2 separate regions of the Homo sapiens genome follow, and region 2 is linked to region 1. Evidence: chromatin loops called from intact Hi-C (ENCODE). Cell type or tissue: natural killer cell. All regions are shown on one strand. Links, peaks and the distances in the headings refer to the core of each region. The heading gives the core; the rest is flanking DNA.

What was found. Peaks named below come from ENCODE experiments on the same cell type or tissue, not always from the same donor. Only the 100,000 strongest peaks of a DNase experiment are listed, where the experiment ranks them.
Region 2: a loop joins it to region 1, with 7 times the contacts of the local background. A loop is called at or near these places in 2 of 110 quality-filtered maps.

Annotation. Positions count from the first base shown.
Region 1 is chr7:150,663,538-150,673,715 of GRCh38, reverse strand. The region is part of intron 2 of LOC124901774 (a long non-coding RNA gene); the gene reads left to right. Among named protein-coding and RNA genes, the nearest start is that of GIMAP2, 17 kb to the left of the region's middle. RefSeq lists an enhancer at 9,412-9,631. In natural killer cell, for the core only: no CTCF peak of the experiment used is centred there; DNase peaks (open chromatin) are centred at 5,085, 5,855, 6,745 and 6,935; H3K27ac peaks cover 3,559 bases.
Region 2 is chr7:150,475,781-150,485,958 of GRCh38, reverse strand. It overlaps GIMAP8 (GTPase, IMAP family member 8), which reads right to left. Exons shown (of 5, transcript NM_175571.4): 5 at 6,566-8,867. The coding sequence ends at 8,179. It also overlaps the pseudogene EIF2AP1. Among named protein-coding and RNA genes, the nearest start is that of GIMAP8, 30 kb to the right of the region's middle. RefSeq lists a silencer at 6,180-6,414 and an enhancer at 7,865-9,064. In natural killer cell, for the core only: no CTCF peak of the experiment used is centred there; DNase peaks (open chromatin) are centred at 3,728, 4,208, 6,738, 7,086 and 1 weaker place; H3K27ac peaks cover 4,594 bases.

The sequences.
Region 1 (10,178 bases), core at 1,996-6,995:
AATTTAGTCCAGGAAAATTTCGTAAAAAAAAAAAAATTGCAGTGACTTCTTTTAGGCTTGTTTAGCTTCCTGACTTACTAGGCAGTTTTCAATTCATCATTATATTTTGGAATAATTAAGAATTCAGGAGATGTTTAACTTCAAGCTCTCCCTCACTATTTAAACTCCCCAAATTTAAATATTTGCCATAAATAACTTTCAATTGATTTCACCCAAAATTCATTATTTGAATTGAAACTCCACTGAAGCAAATCTGGTTGTGTACACCAGTAAAACATGGATATTGCCCTTGAGTCTGTAGGGTGAAAGTGAAGTAAACTGCAGTCATATCTCAGTTGTTTCCTGACAAGATCCTGTCTTGTTCCCACGTTGTCTAAATTGGTTTTTAATTGTTGGAATCATTTTCTCCACATTATTAAGTGAAAGTTCTTCTATGAGAAAGGGACAATTTATTGCTGATTTCCAAAGTTTCATGAAGTGATGACTGCAAAGCAACACAATAACAACACCAACACCAACATCACCAACAGAAAAACCCTTCTTGGATCTTTTTTTTTTTTGGATCTTTTTGAAGAGGTCTGAATTGGTGACATGTACAGTGAAGAATGTGAAGAGCTATGAGCCTTACATAGCAAAGGACTTACTGCCAGAGAATTCAGTTCAAACCAATGCTCAGAGTTGCAAGAAGGAGTCAATCTTGCAGAATAATCTTAAAGATTAATTGAGTACATTTTTGAATTTAAAAATTTTTGCAATCTATCCATCTGAGAAAGGGCTAATACCCAGAATCTACAAAGAACTTAAACAAATTTACAAGAAAAAAACAACCCCATCAAAAAGTGGGCAAAGGATATGAACAAACACTTCTCAAAATAAGACATTTATGCAGCCAACAAACATGAAAAAAAGCTCATCATCACTGGTCATTAGAGAAATGCAAATCAAAGCCACAATGAGATGCCATCTCACGCCAGTTAGAATGATGATCATTAAAAAGTCAGGAAACAACAGATGCTGGAGAGGATGTGGAGAAATAGGAACGCTTTTACACTGTTGGTGCAAGTGTAAATTAGTTCAATCATTGTGGAAGACAGTGTAGCGATTCCTCAAGGATCTAGAACCAGAAATATCATTTGACCCAGCAATCCCATTACTGGGTATATACCCAAAGGATTATAAATCTTTCTACTATAAAGACACATGCACACACATGTTTATTGCAGCATTGTTCACAATAGCAAAGACTTGGAACCAACACAAATGCCCATCAATAATAGACTGGATAAAGAAAATGCAGCACATATACACCACGGAATACTATACAGCCATAAAAAGGATGAGTTCATGCTCTTTACAGGGATGTTGATGAAGCTGGAAATAATCATTCTCAGCAAACTGACACAGGAATAGAAAACCAAACCCCGCATGTTCTCACTCATAAGTGGGAGTTGAACAAAGAGAACACATGGCCACAGGGAGGGGAACATCACACACTGGGGCCTGTTGCGGGGTGGGGGGCTAGGGGAGGGATAGCATTAGGAGAAGTACCTAATGTAGATGACGGGTTGATGGGTGCAGCAAATCAGCATGGCACGTGTATACCTATGTGACAAACCTGCACGTTGTGCACATGTATCCCAGAATTTAAAGTATAATAATAATAATAAAAGAAACTTTAAAATCATACAAAAGTCATCAACAGAAGCATTCCACTATATGATGCAATCTCAAGCACAGTGTTACATTATTACCCAGGGGTCCGTATGCTTTCAAGCAGAGGAAACACAAAGACATGGCCATTTTGAGTTTTTCCCATCACATTGCTTTGACTATGATTTCAGACAACAGGCCACAGTCATCTCCTTCTGGAGGGTCAAATGCCATAAAGACAGTTCCCAGTCCCTTGGAACTGGATATGGACAAACCCCAGGAGTGAACAATTCCACCTCCTCCTTTATCAGCTCATCCCACACACTCACCCCGCTGAACAGCCACCGTGAGGACTCCGGTCTCCCTCTCCTCTCCTCTAAACCTCATTTAGGCAATTCTAATTAGTAAATAATCCTTTTTTAAATTTGTGAGTGAAATTTGATTTTGTTATCTATATGAACCTATTTTTGTATTTAATCAATTTTTCTGAATGCTTGTAGAAGTGTAGTAGAAAAGAATGTTTGCATTTATATCATTGCTTACTGCAGACAGATATGAGTGTAGTGTTAAATCACTGGCAAATAATCAGCTAAACAATTAGCTGATTGGCATTTAATGGCCTTACATTTTGCAGAAATCATTGGTGATTTTTATTATATTGCTTTGATTGTTTAAAAGTGTTTTAGTGATATCTGGAGGAAATTGTTGGGGTTTTTGGATGGGCTAGAAATGTACTGCAGCTTTTCCCCTTTAAATGATGAAATATAGAACCCCTATTGTGGAATTTTGCTATGTAACTTTTTTTGGGATGTATGACATTCGGAGCAAGGGATTCCTCTACTGTGAGATGTAATGGGGTGGCATTGTAAAAGACTCAGCAGGCCATGAAGGCAAAGAGTTGTGGGTGAGTCAGGGCTTTATAAAGATCTCTGAGCATCTGAGAACCTGCTTCTCACACACAATCTGTTTTCCTGGCTATTATGAGTCAAACAGGGAATAAAGCTGACCAATAGTACCTTTAAGTTCTGTTGACTTTACAATTCTATGATAAACCTGGGAAAGTAAAACCACCAGGAAAAGAGTCTGTTACCTTGGTGAAGGAGGGTAGAAGCGATTTGGGATATTCTAGGCTCAGCAGGTGCAACGTGGAGAAGAAGCTAGGGACACAGTTGACAACGAGAGGCTCCCACATGTGGCCCTCATTGATCTGTCCCCCACCCCATCTAGAGCCATTTGAGCCACTCCAACTGAGGCCCAGTCTGCAAGGAGTGAAGTCAAGTTGTACCCAGTGTGCTCTGCCCAAATTCTTGACACACAAAAACACGTTGTTTTAAGCCACTGAGTTTTGGAGTAGTTTCTTATGCAGCAACAGATAATCAAATCACCTGAGTGGGTTCCTACAAGGAGAATTGCTATACAATTGGTACATGCATTTGTAATTTTGAAAGATATTACTGAATTGCTTACAATAAAAATTTTAGTCAAATTAGTTTCACCAGCATTTTATTAGTTTCCCATATTGATTTCTCATAATTTTATCTTTGCCAAACTGATAGGTGAAAGATGATGTTAGTGTGATTTTCATATACATTACTCAATGGGAATATGATTGAGTCATTTGTCATATGTCTATTTATTAAAGAAAGAACTATATTTTTTATTGATATCTCTTACATATTTATTGCCCATGTTTCAATTCTGATGGGAATAATTTTGATATTGATTTGTAAAAGTTCTTTATGGGGCCAAAAATGATAATTTATCTTCTTTTTTTGAATTTTTTATAAAACAACTTCTAATTTCTTTCACTGTTAATTTATTGTGGCTAGTATCTAAGAGAATGTTAAATAAGTAATCACAATGATAGTAGGCTTCCTTAGCTTGTTCTTAACTTTTGTGGCAATATCTCAATGTTTACCATTAAACTAGATGCAGACTTTGAGGTTGAGATGGAAAATTTTCTTATGGGGAAAAAGAACCAATTATTAGACATTTAATTTTACCAAATTACTTTTCAACAGCTAAGGAGGTGATCAGATTATGTTGCTCCATAGCTTTGTAATACATTAAATTGTATAAAAATATTTCCTAGTATTTCCTAATATTGACTTCTTTGCATACTTAGACAAATCTTAATCACACAAGGTGTTGCTTGATTCTATTTGTTAATAGCTAATTCAGGATTTTTGCCTTGATATTCCTAAGTAATCTTATCCATTTCTAAGACAGAGCAATTCTGTCTTCAATTGTGCTAGTTCTAGCTGGACCTGGTTTGAGGGTCTCGTCTCTTTTTGTTAAAGTAAATTAAAATGGAGACCAGACCCGGAGAATACCTGAGCAGACAAAAGCAGTTAGGCCTTACAAATGACCTCAACCTTGCTTGATTTGCAAAGATAAGCAAGTCTTAATTTGAGCTATTTCTTGTAAATGTTTAATATTAAATAAAAGCAGAACTTAAGCTCAACTAATTAGAAGTAGCCAGCAAACAAAACTATGGACTTTACAACAGGGTAGACCAAATAAGGTAACTGTATAACTGTAACCAATCAAATATTTTATTTTCTTCTGTGCCATCCTATAAAACCTCCCTCTTCTATTTTTACCATCACCACCTTTTCCCTATCACTACCTCCTTTCTCAGGCAAACATGACAGTTAACAAAAACAGTAGGATAATGAATGTTATTAAGGAGAACACTAGGATGTTTTAAGAGTGTATAGAGGATCTGCTAAACTAATAGTAGGAGTAGTTGGAAAAGACTTCTTAGAAAAATCAACATTGTTTAAGCTGAAATTGAATAGTGAGTAGAAGTTAGGGAAAGAGATTAGAAGTATTTCCAGGAAGAAGATAAAGCATATTCCAAGGTAAGTGAAGACATGGAACTCTCAGTTAATCAAAGAAAGCCAAGGATGGCTAGATCCTCAAGGTGGGAAGTCACATTGTGTAGAAATGAGGCTGGAGATTTTAGCAGATGATTTTTTACAGAAACTCATAATTAAGTTTGGATCCTGAATGTTTTATTATGGAAAATGGAAAAACACTCCAGGCTTGAATCTAGGTATGTCACAGTCAGATATGTGTAATTGTGGGCTGTGTGAATTATGAATTCAAAACCTTCTCCCTCATCAGGCTTTACATAATCTGAATTTTGGTCGCTTTAATTGTGGTCCTCCTCCACTTGCTCTGCCTCCCACGAACTGCACCCTCTCAGTGCATGGAAACAGAACAAGTGAGTCAAAGAGAGCATAGAGGAACCCTGGCTGTAAACTTTGAGGTGAACCCACTGGGTCACCAGCCCATTCTGTTTCCTTTGCTCATAACCCTGTCAGCCCCTACCCCATTTCCTCTCCAAAAACTCTCCCATAATATCTTTTCATTTTCACTTGCTGTCCTTCCTGAGTTTCATCTCCCTGAGTGTTGAGAGGCATTTGGTTTCTAGGTGTTTTGTGAAGTGTGAAAAATAACTTCAGTGTGTGAAAGGAAACCACAAGACCCAGGGCTGCTATAGCAGCAAGCTCTGTTCTCAGAGAGGGTAGATAACTGTCTTATCCTGTGTGATCTGAAAGGGCTGAAAGTCCCCTCAGTAAAACATGCACCCCATTGGTCTGGAGCTGTCATTCCTCTCTCAGAGGTAAAGGTTTTCCATCAGGACAGTGGCTAGGTAAGGGGAAAATAACTCACAGGGAGATACTGAGAAGGAAGTCAAAGGAGCTGAATACAAATCAAATATTAATAGCTCAAGTGAAGAGTTAACAATTCAAGCCCTTGGCTGGGCACCGTGGCTCACACCTGTAATCCTAGCACTTTGGGATGCTGAGGTGGGTGGATCATGAGATCAGGAGTTTGAGACCAGCCTGGCCAACATGGTGAAACCCCGTCTCTACTGAAAATACAAAAAATTAGCTGGGCATGGTGGTGGGTGCCTGTAATCCCAGCTACTTGGGAGGCTGAGGCAAGAGAATTGCTTGAATCTGGGAGGCAGAGGTTGCAGTGAGCTGAGACCACGCCATTGCACTCCAGCCTGGGTGACAGAGCAAGACTCTGCCTCAAAACAAACAAACAAACAAACAAACAAATCAAGTCCTTAAATGCTGGGGGTCCACTGGAAGGTTTCTTTGACGTGGTCTGTTGCCTGTTATCTTGGCCACATCTTGTAAAAAGATGACCTCTATAGGTTTAACTTGCTACAGATCCCAGGCTTGAATATCATCCATTAAAATAGCAGAGACTGCTCTATTTGCCTTTCTCTAACTTTCCTTCTTCATCCTGCCCTGAAGTTCTCCCACATACATTTTTAACTACTCAGTCCATCAGTGATCACATATACCCAAAATACGTCCTCCATATTCTCACTGGGGTTCTGGAGTTAGACAGAACTGAGTTCCAGTTTCTACTGGGCCACTGACTAGCTAAGTGTCCTTACTCAAACTTGAGCCTAATTTCCTTCATCTTAAGGTGGGAACAATTTAAACTATCCAGTCTGAATTAAATGGAAAAGTGCACGTAAAGGATGAATTCCCAGTGGCTAGCACAGAGGTTTTCAAGCCTTAGCCTGCATCAGAATCACCTAAAGAGTTTATTAAAATACAAATGGCTAGGCAACATCCCTGGAATTTCTGAACTAGTAGGTTTTGAATGGAGCCTGAAAATAGCATTTCTGACAATTCCCATGATGCCACTGGTCTGGGGACCTCACTTTGAGAACCACTGCTCTTGGACATTGCTGTATCATTTGCACTGTTGAAGTTGGGCCACTGCCATGACTAGTGGAATTGGGGCCTGTGCCCAGCTACAAATAAAAGTTGGAGGTTTATTTCTGAGGCATCTCAACTTTCAGGGACATTTAGGCTGTTTCCTGATGGCCCACAGCACCTCTCCATTTTGTTTCTTCTAGGATGATCTTAGATGAGAGGGTCTTATGTTGACTTTTCTCACCTAAAATTTTACATTTCAGATGTGCTTTTAAAAACTCTCTTATGATCTCCATTTCAGCTGATTTAATCATAGGTGAGAGTCCTTTAACAGACAAAGCTTTAGCTCAGTGGTTCTCAAACTTTAGCAGGCATCAGACTCACTTGGGGGTTTTACTGAAACTTAGATTGCTGGACTCCGCCCCCAGAGTTTCTGATTCCATGAGTTAAGGATGGAGCCCATATTTCCTAACAAGTTTCCGGTTCATACTGATGCTGCTGATCCATGGCCCACATTTTGAGAACCACTGGTCTAATACACAGTAAGTCTGAAAAGGAGCTAATACTATAAACTAGCACCCCTGGGGACCATCAGAATGACTGGGCCATTTACATGAACTCCAAGTAAGGTTTAAAATCTCTGATGTATCTGTCATGTGGCAGAGGATGGAGTAAGGGGAAAAAGAAGAAGAAACCAACCTGGCTCCATCTGTACAAATGTCTTCCCATGTTGCTGAGGAAATGAAACCAGCACACATGGAGAAATGGAGTCCAAGAGGCATTGTCTGATTGACAGACAGCAGAGGATCAAAAAATCTCAAGTTGTGGAGGTTGTCATGTAGGAATTTTGCACTAAAGGAAGGGAGGATTTGGAAATGTGGAGAACTTTGGGGACAGACAAATAAACAGGTGGAAGGAAATAGTGTGAATGGCTTTAAGGTAAAAACAAGCATTGCCTGGGTAAGAAAAAGTAAATGGGTACCCCTTATAGAGCAGATACAGCTACCGCTTACTTAATTCTTTCTGGCTCAGCCCTGGGTTTTATATCTTCTTCTCATTTAATGCTTACAGCAACAGTAGGAAGTAGAAATTATCATGTCCATGTCTAAAGAAGTAAAAATAAGGCTCAGGAAGATGAGGAACTCAACCAGTGTTACTCAGAGAATGAAAGTAGAATCAGAGATGGAGTCTGTCTACCCCAAGCGCCTTGCTGCGAGTCTCATAAGGTAGCAGAATAGAAGCAAGGGGGCTGTGAAGAAAGTTTGCAGCCTGATATAAAAGCTGTCAATTTCAGGCCAAGAAGTGTGAACTGTAACCTAGGTGATCATGGCTTCTTGAGCAACACACATGGTAGGTCTGAGCTACATAATCTTGATCTGCTGGGTACAGACTCATTAGAGAAGTGAAGAGAGAAGTCCCTTCTAGCTACAGAAAGTCTCCCTGTTCTTCTCCTTTTCCTGCCTCTCCTTTGCTCCCTAAACCCTGTACTTCACTCTCCCACTGTCAGTTTGTGCCTCTTTCTGTCTCACTGCTCTTCCCTCTTTCCTCTCTCTTTCTTGCATGGTGTCCTGTTAATCCTGATCCCAGCTCCCAGCCCCACTACCTTAGGGAATATCCAACCTCATGGGACACCCATTCCTCAGTCCCACGCTGAACCCAGAATCAGTGGGTCCTGAAGGTCAGAAAGTAGAGCAGAGACACTGGCTTTCCTGAAAAGGCCACTCCAGAGCCTGCCTGTCTGCTCTCAGAGCCCGCTCTGCCTCCATCCAGAGAACGCATGTGCACACACCATGCTGGGGCCCAGCCACCTCCCAGCTTCTCCAACTTTTAGGTCTTATCCTTTCTGAGTTTAGCATCTCTATGGGAAAAAAGGCTTTAGGAGTTCATTCAGTCTGGAGAATAGGCAATGATTTCTGTCTCTGAGTGGTGGAGCACATTTCAGGGCATAGGCAGACTGCCAGGCTAGAGTGATCAGAGATGGTTGCAAAGCCCCTTTGCCTGTAAGCATGACTCATGGCCATGAGACATTCTCATACTGTCATAGAAACTGGAATTTCTACTAAGAGAATTATATTGATATTAACAAAGGGAAGGGTATCAACTCCAAAAGCCCTCGTTGTACTGCATTAAATTACGTAGGGACTTTCTCCGCCCGCCTCCCCCAGCATTGTCTCTGCTGCGGTGCATTGACACATTCATTCTTTCCCTCTCTGAGTGGCATGGTAGCATCCATCAGGACTGTGTTTGCATCACTAGGGCTCCTCGCTAGCATGGAGGCCCTGGTTTTCCACTGGAGCCCATCAGCATGGACTTTGCCATTAGCACCCTAGCACCTGTGCCTCCCACTGACAAGTTCACCACCTCATGGAAAGAGCAGCAGCCTGGGGGTCAGGAGATGAAGGTTGGGGGCATGATGCTTGTTTTATGGTTAAAGTGAGGATTGCGGGAGGTGACTTAAGTTCTCTTCCCACATCAACATCCAAAGTTCTCTGATATTTCTGACCTTACCCAGTGAGCACGAAACTCTACTCACCCATTAGCACAGGCTGGCCAAATGACCCATCAACAGAGACTCAGTTCTCAGAGAGCTGTGGGAACACAGCTGAACTGCACAGGGCTGGTTCTGAGGACCTGTGATCCCTAATGGAGACCATACCTGGTGACCAGACCAGGAGAGTGACAATGCCAACCCTGGGAGGTGAGGAGTAGAGTGCCCTGTCCAGGGAGCTATGTTCGTAAAAGCCCGAAGTTCTGGGGTCTGACCCCTGAGATTCCACACAGTGTTGACTTGCAGAGACTGAGGGGCCAGTATGTCAGCTTTGTCCCCCTCTTGGTGCAAAATAACCAAGGAGGCAGGTTGTGCTGAGAGACATGGGCACTCAGCCCCCCTTTCTTCATGTTCCAATCCCTATCTCACCTTACCACAAACCATACTGTTCCCCTGAAAGCCCCTGGTTTCTGACCTATTCCTCAATATCATGGGGGAGCAAAGCGTGCCCAGGAGGGTCAGGACAGGAAGAAAAGGCCTCAAGAGTCAGGATCGCCTCCATCCCAAGGGCTTTGCACTTAGGTTTGGACAATGTCTCCTCATAGTTTCAGTTCTTCCTTTGCTTTGGCAATGCAGCATTTTTCTTAAACCAGTGTTACCTGCCATTTGTAGAAGTTTGTACCTCTTTATTATACAGTGTAGAGGTTTTTGTTCATGTGCCTCTCAGCATGTCCCCAGGAGGTCTGTGGTCTACAACTGATGTGAGCCCATTTCCCAGAACCTTCTCAAGATATGAAAGCAAGACTGTTTATTGTAAATTTACCTGTGAATGCAGCAACACTACTTCCTGTGGCTGCAACAGCCATTTTCTGTCTCACCTCCTCCATCTGTTATCTCAGCCTTCACATACAGTGTGGTTTCCACACAGGACAGAGTTAGAATTGGGGCCCATGTCCCCTCCCTACACATGGGATGTGCTCTGGATGGCTGGAAGGCCAGACTGGGATGAGGAGGAGTCTCTCCACGGACACCTTGCGGAATTGTGCTCAGGCCCCTCTGTAGACCCTCCCCAGGCTGGTGCTGACCCAAGGGTGACAGGAGAGTTATTCTCTGAGTCTGCAGACCCACACACGGCCTTATTCAGACAGACCCAACAATGACCATTTCTGACTTCCTCAGGAGTAGGCAAGATGACCACTTAGTTGAAGCAGGTGCCTCTGGCCTAACCTGCCATGCAGGAATCTGACAACTGAGTTCTGAAAGCCTAAACTGCTGACAGTTTTAGTTTTAGATTTGCTGCCTATTTGGAAGCAATGATAACCTACATTCTTTTTATTTTATTTCATTTT
Region 2 (10,178 bases), core at 2,250-7,249, 190 kb after region 1:
TGTTCATGTGCTTAGAAATTCCAAAAAGTAAGCATGTTAATACTTTTCGAACCACCGTTCACATTCCAGGTGTTACTGTTTCGATTCAGCGTGCCGATGAGCCCCTTCTTTCCTCCATAGCTCTGAATAATAGCATATATACCCCAGGCGCGGTGGCTCACGCCTGTAATCCCAGCACTTTGGAAGCCTGAGGCGGGCAGATCACGAGGTCAGGAGATCGAGACCATCCTGGCTAACACGGTGAAACCCCCGTCTCTACTAAAAATACAAAAAATTAGCTGGGCGTGTTGGCGGGCGCCTGTAGTCCCAGCTACTCGGGAGGCTGAGGCAGGAGAATGGCGTGAACCCGGGAGGCGGAGCTTGCAGTGAGCCGAGATCGCGCCACTGCACTCCAGCCTGGCCAACATAGCGAGACTCCGTCTCAAAAAAAAAAAAAATAGCATATATACATAAAGAATGGAGTCGGTTGGGCAAATGATCACCTTTTCATCCAAAACACAGAGCCCCCTAAGATGTTGGAGTGAAGAACACAACAAGAATGAAAGTTCAAAATGAGGCTTCCCAAATTTTCTTTCTAAATGGAGTAGCATGAGCCCACAGTACAACTCAGCTAACATCCATACCACATTAGACTGAGAAAAGTAAACCTGAAGAGGAAAGATTAGCCGGAATCTGCCCAAAATAGGCCTACTCCAGACAGCTTATAACATGGAAAAAGGAAGCCCCAGGCAGGCTACGTATACATGGGTGTAGGGAGATCTAGGAACCTGTTTCCTGGTTTGAGGCAAAGTAACATTAGTAGTGAGAACTAAAATACAATCTAAAAGCTATCAGTGAGTTGGTAATAGGTAATGCAGATGTCGACAAAACCATAGTTTCCTACTGTCAATAACAAACCTGTTTCTATATTGCAACAAATAAAATGCTATAATGTAAATACTGAAGAGTGATCCCATTTATAATGAGTTGGGCCCTCTAGGAAAACTCTTGTCAAAGCAGCAATTCTCTACTTGCTGTGTGATTGTAAACTTGACTTTGGAACTGGCTCTTGTAATACAGTCTACTATAGTCTTCATACATATTACCACTGTATTCATACATATTACTACTGTAGGGGTTTGGAAATCAAGGGGAAAAATTGTGGGATGTTAAAAACCACAAACTTATTTCCAAACCTATGGCTTCAAATTTTACATACTTTGCTTGGTGCCCAGATAAAGAGCTGTACAATGTTTTTTCTGCATCCAGTGAAATGATCATGCAATTTTTGTCCTTCATTCTATTAATATGGTGTAATACATGACTGATACTTGTATACTGAACCTGTCTTGCAACAACTACTACATGTGCCCCCAGGTTATGTGTTAATAATGGGTGCGAGATTTTCCATTATACTAGCTCTATCCTGCACAAAAATATCATGCCATCAAATGCAGAAATCGTTAGCGAAAAATTCTGGACATAGTATTTCCAATAAAATCAATAACTTATTAAGCAGTTCTAAGTACCCTGTGAGGAGCCAATATTGCAATGACTTTTAGAACTCCACTTAGAAGAAATGAACAAGTCATTGATCTTAAGCTACATGAGGAGGGGCCGCAGAGAATATGAAACTACAAGGGCAAATAACAAGCCATTTCCCAAAACATCCCCTAAGAACAAAGGAAGCATGAAGCCAGTCACTGCAAAACAGGAAACACACCCCAAAATATCTTCTCTCAGCCAACATGAAGAGATTTTAAGATAGCGGGGAAAACATGAGAACCTAGGAAACTGAAAACAATCAAACAACTGAAATAACAAGCAGCAACCGGCAAACAGCTAGGAAAAAAAGCAGCTGGAGAAAATTCAAAAAGAGATAGCCCTTCTCCAGGAGCTAGAAGATTTAGAAATGAGTCTTTTAGGTATTTAAAGAACATAAATTGAATGCCAGAAATCAGTATAAATATATCTTCTTGTTAAACCTGATGGGGTACTCTAAACATTCTTATGCCCATACTTGATGATCATTTATAATGTATCCAATATTCTGAATATGTGGGGTTTTTAAATGTTTATTAAATGGACTTTTCCTACCTTTCAATGTAATGTAGAAGGGGGTAGGAATGAGTTTTTTTAACCAAAGCTTGACAGACTAAAACAGAGATATTATTATCCACTAAAGAACAGTCTCTCAAGACACAAATAAAAGCGTCTTACACTTTTTTAAAAGAGGAAGGAGCAAAAGGAAGAGTGATCAAAATCAGGAAGGAAGGCTGCATGCTGACTCTGCATGTTCTCTGCAGAACCTCCAGTAAAAGTTCCTGAAACTAAAACAACAGGAAAAAGAAAAAGTCGAATAGGAATAATTGTGTGTGTGAATACCAGGGTGTTTTTTTTTTTTTTTTAAAGTAACAGTAAAAACACCACATTTTAGGCTTTTGGAGTCTTGCACCAACAAAGAAACAGTGCATAATTCTGTAGGACTGAGGAGGTAGAGAAAAGGCTGAGGAAAAAGAGGACTCTTAGAAACAGTGGGGAGGATCTCAGGATTTTTCTTTCTTTTAAATTAGTACTATATTTATTCTTTTTCATTACCTTGTTCCTTTTTTAATTTTTATTTCAATGGTTTTTGGGGTACAGGTGGTTTTTGGTTACATGGATAAGTTATCTAGTGGTGATCTCTGAGATTTTAGTGCACCCGTCACCCAAGCAGAGTACACTGGACCCAGTGTCGTCTTTTATCCCTCATCCCCCTCCCAATCTGCCCCCCTCCCAGTTCCTCAGTCCATTATATCATTCTCGTGCCTTTGCGTCCTCATAGCTTAGCTCCCACTAAGAAATGAGAAAATACACTATTTGGTTTTCCATTCCTGAATTGCAAGTGGGATCTCCCAGGGCACCACTGGACAGGTCAAATAATGACATTTTTCTAGAAATGGGACTTTTAAGGGGCTCTAACTCCATTCAGCTCCCTTCAGTGGCTTCCAGGCTGCTAGTTTTCATAGTGATTTTAGTTTTTTGGTTTTCAAGGTTACCACAGAGTTGGGGGTAATGAGAAAGGGGCAAGTTGAAACATGACAGAACTCACTATTCTTACTATTTTTCTTGAATGAACACTCTCAATATTGCTTCAAGCGTTGGGTTGATACCCAGAGTTCTGAAAAAAAAAAAAAAAAAAAGAGTTGATTCTGACTATTTTTTGACAGTGTTCTCTATCTTTGTGGAGATTTTTGGAGGACATTATTCTGCTATTCCCACTGACATCATCTCACAATTATATTTGTCTTATAAATATATAGCATTATGGTTGCAGTGTGAAAGGTAATTTGAGAGAAGCAAGCCTCGAAACAGGTTCAATCCAAAGAAACAGTTGCAACAATCCAGTCCAGAAACGATGGTGACCATAACTCGAGTAGAGATAAGGAAAAAAAAAAGTGGATGCTCCAGAGAGACATGAAGCCTTTATAATACACAACTCTTTTGTTATTTGTTGGAAGAAAGAGTCAAGGCTTCTGTCATGGACAACTAGACAGATTATGGCACCATTTGCAAAATAGGAAACCCAGGAAGGAAGGGATGAACAGCCAGTGGAGCCAAAAGTGGTGCCCGTGAGAACCTCATTACCCAGTGAAAACACAAATAGAAGAAAGACCAAAGGTGTTTAGCGCATGCTCCAATACCCAGTAGGCCTTGCAGTGTTGACTTGAAGCTGTGGTGGCCAACAGGATTGAAAGGCATGCTTTGTAGTTAACAGTGCCTAGTAAGCAGCACCCAGTGGAGAAGGATTTGGATCAGGACAAAAGTAAAACCAAGATAAACACCACGTGACAAGTGACAGAAATTTTCGGTAGCTAATGTAACTCATCCATTGGGAAACCTCAGAAATAAATTGAGGGAAACAGGAACTTGCTGGCAGCCCATAGTGCTGCAAGAGCAGGTGGGTTGCAAGCTAGGAAAACATTCATAATTATTGTCGACATGATGTCATTTTAAACTTCAGGTTACTGATGATTTTTGAAGGACAAATTACAAGTATATTCCCAGAGGGTCTTTTAGGCATGACACCTTGGCCCTGGCTTGACCCCTTTTAGTCTAGCCTACACGCTGCCCTATAATCTGTGGGTCAGGAAACGCAAGCCCGCCACACTACCACCCACCAACATACATGAGGACGATGTGAAGTGAAGAGCAATAAACAGGAAGTTTGTAGCTGAAGAGGAAAATGTATCATGCTGATCATGCTGTTCACAACTAGATTTTACACCAGTCTGTTGAGCACATCCTGTGTGTATTCACAGAAATACAGAGGTGCAAGAGTGAAGGCCACGGAGGTTTCTCATGAACATCAAGCTGCCTCTCATGGGAGAACGGGAGGTGGGCCTGCCGATGCCTTCATCTGCTAGGGAGGATGATAGTGTGCTAGTGGTAGAGGCTGGACCAGTGGGCCCATGGAACAAGCTAATGTAAGGATGAGCTAGGAAGGAGAGGGTTTTTACTGAAAAGGTGGATGCTTCATTTGAGGGAGGAGGAGAAGAGGCTCATAGCCAAGTGGCCTGGGGATTCTTCTAGGGAAGTGAGCTTGCTGGCAGGCTTCACAGATCATGTCAGCAACTTAGCTGACTCCCTTGCAGAAATTTAGCCAAATTTTATGGGACTTTCTGTCGTCATGGAATCACGAAACTATTTTTTTTTTTTTTACTCTTTATGCTAAGTTCATCACAAAAGCCTTGTTCTTCAGTAAATCTTGCTCAGTGCAGGAAAAGAGAGAAATGAAGTGAAAAGGATTGCTCTGAGGAAGGAGAGGAGGCTGGGGGTGCTGGATGACCCTTTGTGAAAAATAAGCATGTTCTTAGTGCATCAGCAAAACAGAGGCACTGTAAATAGGCAAAAAACATTTCCTTAGAAGTTACCTCTCCCACTCTCTAACCAAAAGAGGTCTGGATCATCTGTACATCCTGCAGTCTATCACATTGGTCCACTGTATCAGGGTCTCTCAGCCTTGGGACTATTGACATTTTGGTCCAGATAACTCTGTTGTGGGGGACTGTCGTGTGCATCTTAGGATGTTCAGTAGCATCCCTGGATTCTATTTACCACATACCAGTAGCACCCACTCCCTGTTGTGGCAACTAAAAAATTCTCCAGGAGGCTGGGTGTGGTGGCTCACGCCTGTAATCCCAGCACTTTGAGGGGCCAAGGCGGGCAGATCACGAGGTCAGGAGATCAAGACCATCCTGGCTAACACAGTGAAACCCCATCTCTACTAAAAGTAATTTTTAAAAAAAATTAGCCGGGCGTGGTGGTGGGCGCCTGTTGTCCCAGCTACTCGGCAGCCCGAGGCAGGAGAATAGCATGAACCTGGGAGGCGGAGCTTGCTGTGACCCCAGATCACACCACTGCGCTCCAGCCTGGGTGACTGAGGAAGACTCCGTCTCCAAAAAAAGAAAAAGAAAATTTCTCCAGGAATTGCCAAATGTCTTCTACAGGGCAAAATTGTTTCCAGTTGAGAACTAGCACATTACCTCAATGATGTCACATTGGAGAGGCAGGACAAGCAATAGGTGGCCAGCATGATAGTGGCCTTGGTAAGACACATATGTTTGAGAGAGTAGAATATCAGTTCTGGACTTCCAGCTCAAGGAGGGTCTTCAGTGAGACATGGAGGATGTCCGCCAATTATGGCAGTGAGGAAGGGATGCCACTCTTGAAGGCTTTCACTTCAAGAAGAAACTTGCCATTCAGCTCCAGCTGCAACACTGTCAGGTCCCATCTGAGCTTCTGAGCTGAAGCCATGCTTTCTCCAGCCAGTCCCCAGCCTAAAGCGGAGCACAGCAGAGCTCCTAGTGTCTGTCCAATGCAGGACTTGGCTATTAATCTGTCTTTGCCCCAGAATTCCCTATTGAGTTGGCCTGGGCTTTGCCAGGCTCTTCCTGCCCAACTCAGCTCCTCCCCACTTTTCTCTTGCAAGTGTCCAGTCTAAATGACAGTCTGAAGGCTTTCCCTGCCCAATTTGGCTTCTTCCCTCTTTTGTCTTTCATGAGCTTTCCCCATAAACCTCTTGTGCTCCTAACTCTTTCTCGGCATGTATTTCTCAGAGAAACTGACACAGCAGTATTGTTGCCCCGTTCAGACTTGGACCTGAAGGAAAACAGCAAGGTATGTTAGAGCCAACCTGTGAGAGGATGCCACATTGCTTAGCCCACACATCACCCACCTTGTGCAGCTCCCAGTGTCACCTGCTCAGCCATAGGTAGCACACTGGGATTTGTTTCTGCCTTCAGGCAGAAGGGAAGCTCAGGGAAGAAGCACAAAATGCCTTTCAGACCTTATTCCTCCCATGTTTCTGGTTCTAATACTGGTTACATTTATTTGTCCTTGCTATACTTAGATGTCCAGAGTGAAAGATAACTGAGCTGTCAGGGACCTGCCACACAAATGGCTGTCACCCAGTCTAAATGAAGGTCCTCAGGCACCAAAGATACAAAAACCTCGCCTGAGTCAAGGTATCTAAACATCTCAATTGTCTCTTCATGAAGGTATGCTGCTTCCCTAAATCACAAAAATAGAAATCAGAAAGAGAATGTGAATTCATAATGATTCATCTTTATTATTTGATTCAACTAAATATATTTACACACTTTTTTTTACTTTCCAATTTTTATTTCAGGTTCAAGGGGTACATGCACAGGTTTGTTACATGAGTAAGTTGTGTGTCACAGGGGTGTGGTGTACAGGTAATTTTGTCACCCAGGAAACCAGCATAACACGCAATAGGCAGCTTTTCAATCTTCACCCTCCTGCCACCCTCCACCCTCAAGTATACCCTGGTGTCTATTGTTCCCTTCTTTGTGTCTACGGCACACACATTTTCTAGAAGTTATTGTGTTAAGGGTTATATGGAATCCAAAAGTATTAATGGCAACAGTCCATGTCCTTTTAAATGGATTAATGTTGACGGTAACCTGATATTGTCTAGGGGAAAAAAACAGATGACAAAGATTATGCTCTCAAAGCATGTACAAAGTGCTCAACATTTTACCCTGTATCTATCTTATCCTGTATCTACCCAGAAGAAGGTTCCAGATTTCTCTCTCACATATCACCCACCTCTCAAAATAATCTGCTCAGCTATGGAAAGAACACCACTGTCTTGAAACCAAGAAGCAAATTCGAGTGTAGAAGCCACATCCCAGTGCAGGTGGGACAGAAAGATAGAACAAAACTGGGATGTTGACGCCCACCAGCCCCAGCCTGCTTATTCCTCGGCTTCCTGACAGGAGATACAGGAAGCCCCTGATGTTTTTAAACCATTATTATTGGAGTTCTCTGAGTTTTAACCTGTTTCCTAACCTCAAGGGAAAGAGAAGGAGAAAGAGAAACGCAATGGAGATTCTAATAACCTTCTCTAGAGGAAATCTAGAACAACACTTAGAATTACAGAACTTTGCAAGATTCTCTGATTTTGGCAATCTTACTATGCTTCTAATTTCTGTTCTAGTCTATGTCACTGTGATAATTAGCAATAAAATCATTCAGAACCTCCAAGACTCATGTCTGTTTCCTCAGGGACAGCCAGCAATGGAAGACTATGTCCCACTTCACATCTAGGCGTGGAACGTGAAGAGCCGTAAGGAATGGCTAACGTGTGAAGAAAAGAACACTCTAGCCCTAAGTCGCATCCCAAAGGAGACAGGAGAGCTCAGGGAGCCAACGGCCCTGGACAACAGGGAGGCCCTCTGGAGTCTGCTTCCTGCTTCCGCCATGCCCAGGAGTGTGCTGAACGCTGCCCTGGTCTCATGTATCTGGATCCCCTGGGTTGTTGTACGACTATCTATATTCTCATCCCAGGTGGCCTCAGCCTTGATCACAGTGTCTATCCTGATTCCAACCTACCTACACAAGTGAGGTGATTCTTGTGACTTGATTCTACCACTTATTATCAGCCTAATGTCTGAAATCTTTTTCCAGATTTCCCCACCTTGTATCTTCTTTCTCCTTTATAATACCCTACTATTCGCCCCCACCTGCAATTTATTTATCTACAAATAGCTGATACATCACAAGGCGGGATGCATTTGCCTCTCAGGCCCTCAAAGCCATGAACCCGCTTCCCTTCCCACAGGTTGTACCATGCCCCGCCCCTCCCCCCAACCTGAGGGTGTCTCTAATTGAAGAGACCCCAGGCACTTCGGCTACCTATTGTAAAATACCTATTAAATTTTTAAGGAGTTTTTCGGCTTGGGACATTTCCTGGACATTTTTAATTAGTTTGCTGACGTTCTCCTGTGTATGGGGATACCCGGACCACCCACTTTCTTTTCTCAGATCATTGACCTTTGTTAAAAGAGCTTTCACCTGGGTTTCCTGGGCCTGGCCTGTTTCTTTGTTGTTAAAAGCACAAACTCGCCGCCCACACTTTTTAAAAATGCGCCGAAGGGCTTTGTTATCTGAGTTCTTCATGAAGTCTTCCAAATTCCCCGCCCCTAGGTCTTCCTTCCGGGTGAACAGCATAATCGCGTATTTCGTAAAGTCTGCTCCAAAGATGGCCTCCAGTTTCGCCACAGCTGTTTTGTCCTCTTCAGTGAATCGTCCCAGCTGGAACACCAGGACAAAAAATGTGTCCCCTTTTTCACAGCAGGACAAACAGCGCTTGACCTCCTCTTCTAACCGGGATGGGTCCTTTTCGACATCCAGCATCTGGTTGAAGGAAGGAGTGTCCACAACCACCACCTCCTGTCCGTCCCATGTCCTCCTGCCACTCTGGCTGGTCTTGGTGACTGGCTGGGCCCGGAGCCGAGAGGTGAAGACGAGGCTCCCCAGGATAGAGTTCCCGGTCGCACTCTTCCCAGTCCCGCTTCTCCCCACAAGGACAATGTTCAGGGTTTCTGTCAAAGGAAAGTGGGAAAGATTCGTGACCATGGGCTGATCTGAAATTGGATTTTAAAGTTATCCCATGAAGCAAGATTACATCACTAAAGTAAACAGCATGTTCAAACAGCATCAAGACCTCCTTCTCACCCAAGCAGGGGGATCTCCAAACACGGGAATGACTTGGCCCAGTTCACTCAGTCTGTGGACTCATGGCAGGACTTGGACTACATACAGTCTCCGTCCAGGGTTCATCCACCAATGTGGCACTGTTCCTATCACTGAATCGGCTCTGCTCCCTTTTTGCAGCACCTTCCAGACAGACTCCCTGGCACCTGTGAGTGTCCCCTGGCCTTCTTACTCTCTGCTCCCCTCAGCTGGGTTCCGTCTACACATCTCATCCCTTTGTCTTCTGTTCCTGTTACAACTACATCTTCTCACTCCCAACTACTGCTAACTATAGCAACATCTCCTTACAGTATTTAAAGAATTATTCTGTAAAATTGACTTTCATGAAAAAGAAACTCTACATATCACTGATAGATTACCAGTTTCCTTAGTTAGGACATGTAAAAATTCATTTCTCATTAAAACCACATTGAACTTAATTGCCTTTCACTGATGAGTCAGAAGAAACCGCATGGTTATAATAATGAATATCCACTAACACTGTTGGGTGTGTGGTGTCCATGATGGAGAAAGAGAATGAATTTCCCTATAAATGGAATTTACAGACACATAGAGACCTTACAATATGCGTTCTTTGGAGATCGTTCTTATGCTTTTGCACTTGCACTGTGACAGTCCAGTGCTCATTCAAGTCTCTTCGTAGTTCTCTTCCATTATGAATTTCATATCAAATAGCTAATATCTACTTCAATGCAAAGGAGGAAGAAAGCACATCCCATGCTCTTCCTTCAAGGGGAAATTATTAACCTGTTTATGCTGAAACTTCAACTTCATAGTTATGCCCAGCAGATGAACAATAGCTTAATCTTCCAACACTCCCATATTTGTCATATATTTCAGTCCCTACTTCTGTACCTACAGAGGGTGTGTTTCTCATGTACCTCTGAAATCCGGCCCCACTCCCCATCCCATATTCTCTAATTCAGTGTTCTTAATGTTCAACGCCTTAATCTTCAATGTTCTTGGAAGATGTCCTTTAGAGCTGTGAACCCCCATCTCCACCAAGATTATTCTTTTTTGTCCCCTAACAAGTGACATGCTTAGTCCTACCTCTTTGCTTCAAATTGCTGGTGTACTCTCTGGAATATCTTCCAGCTTTCTGCTCAGCCATTTAATCCCTACCCATTCTCTAAAACCTG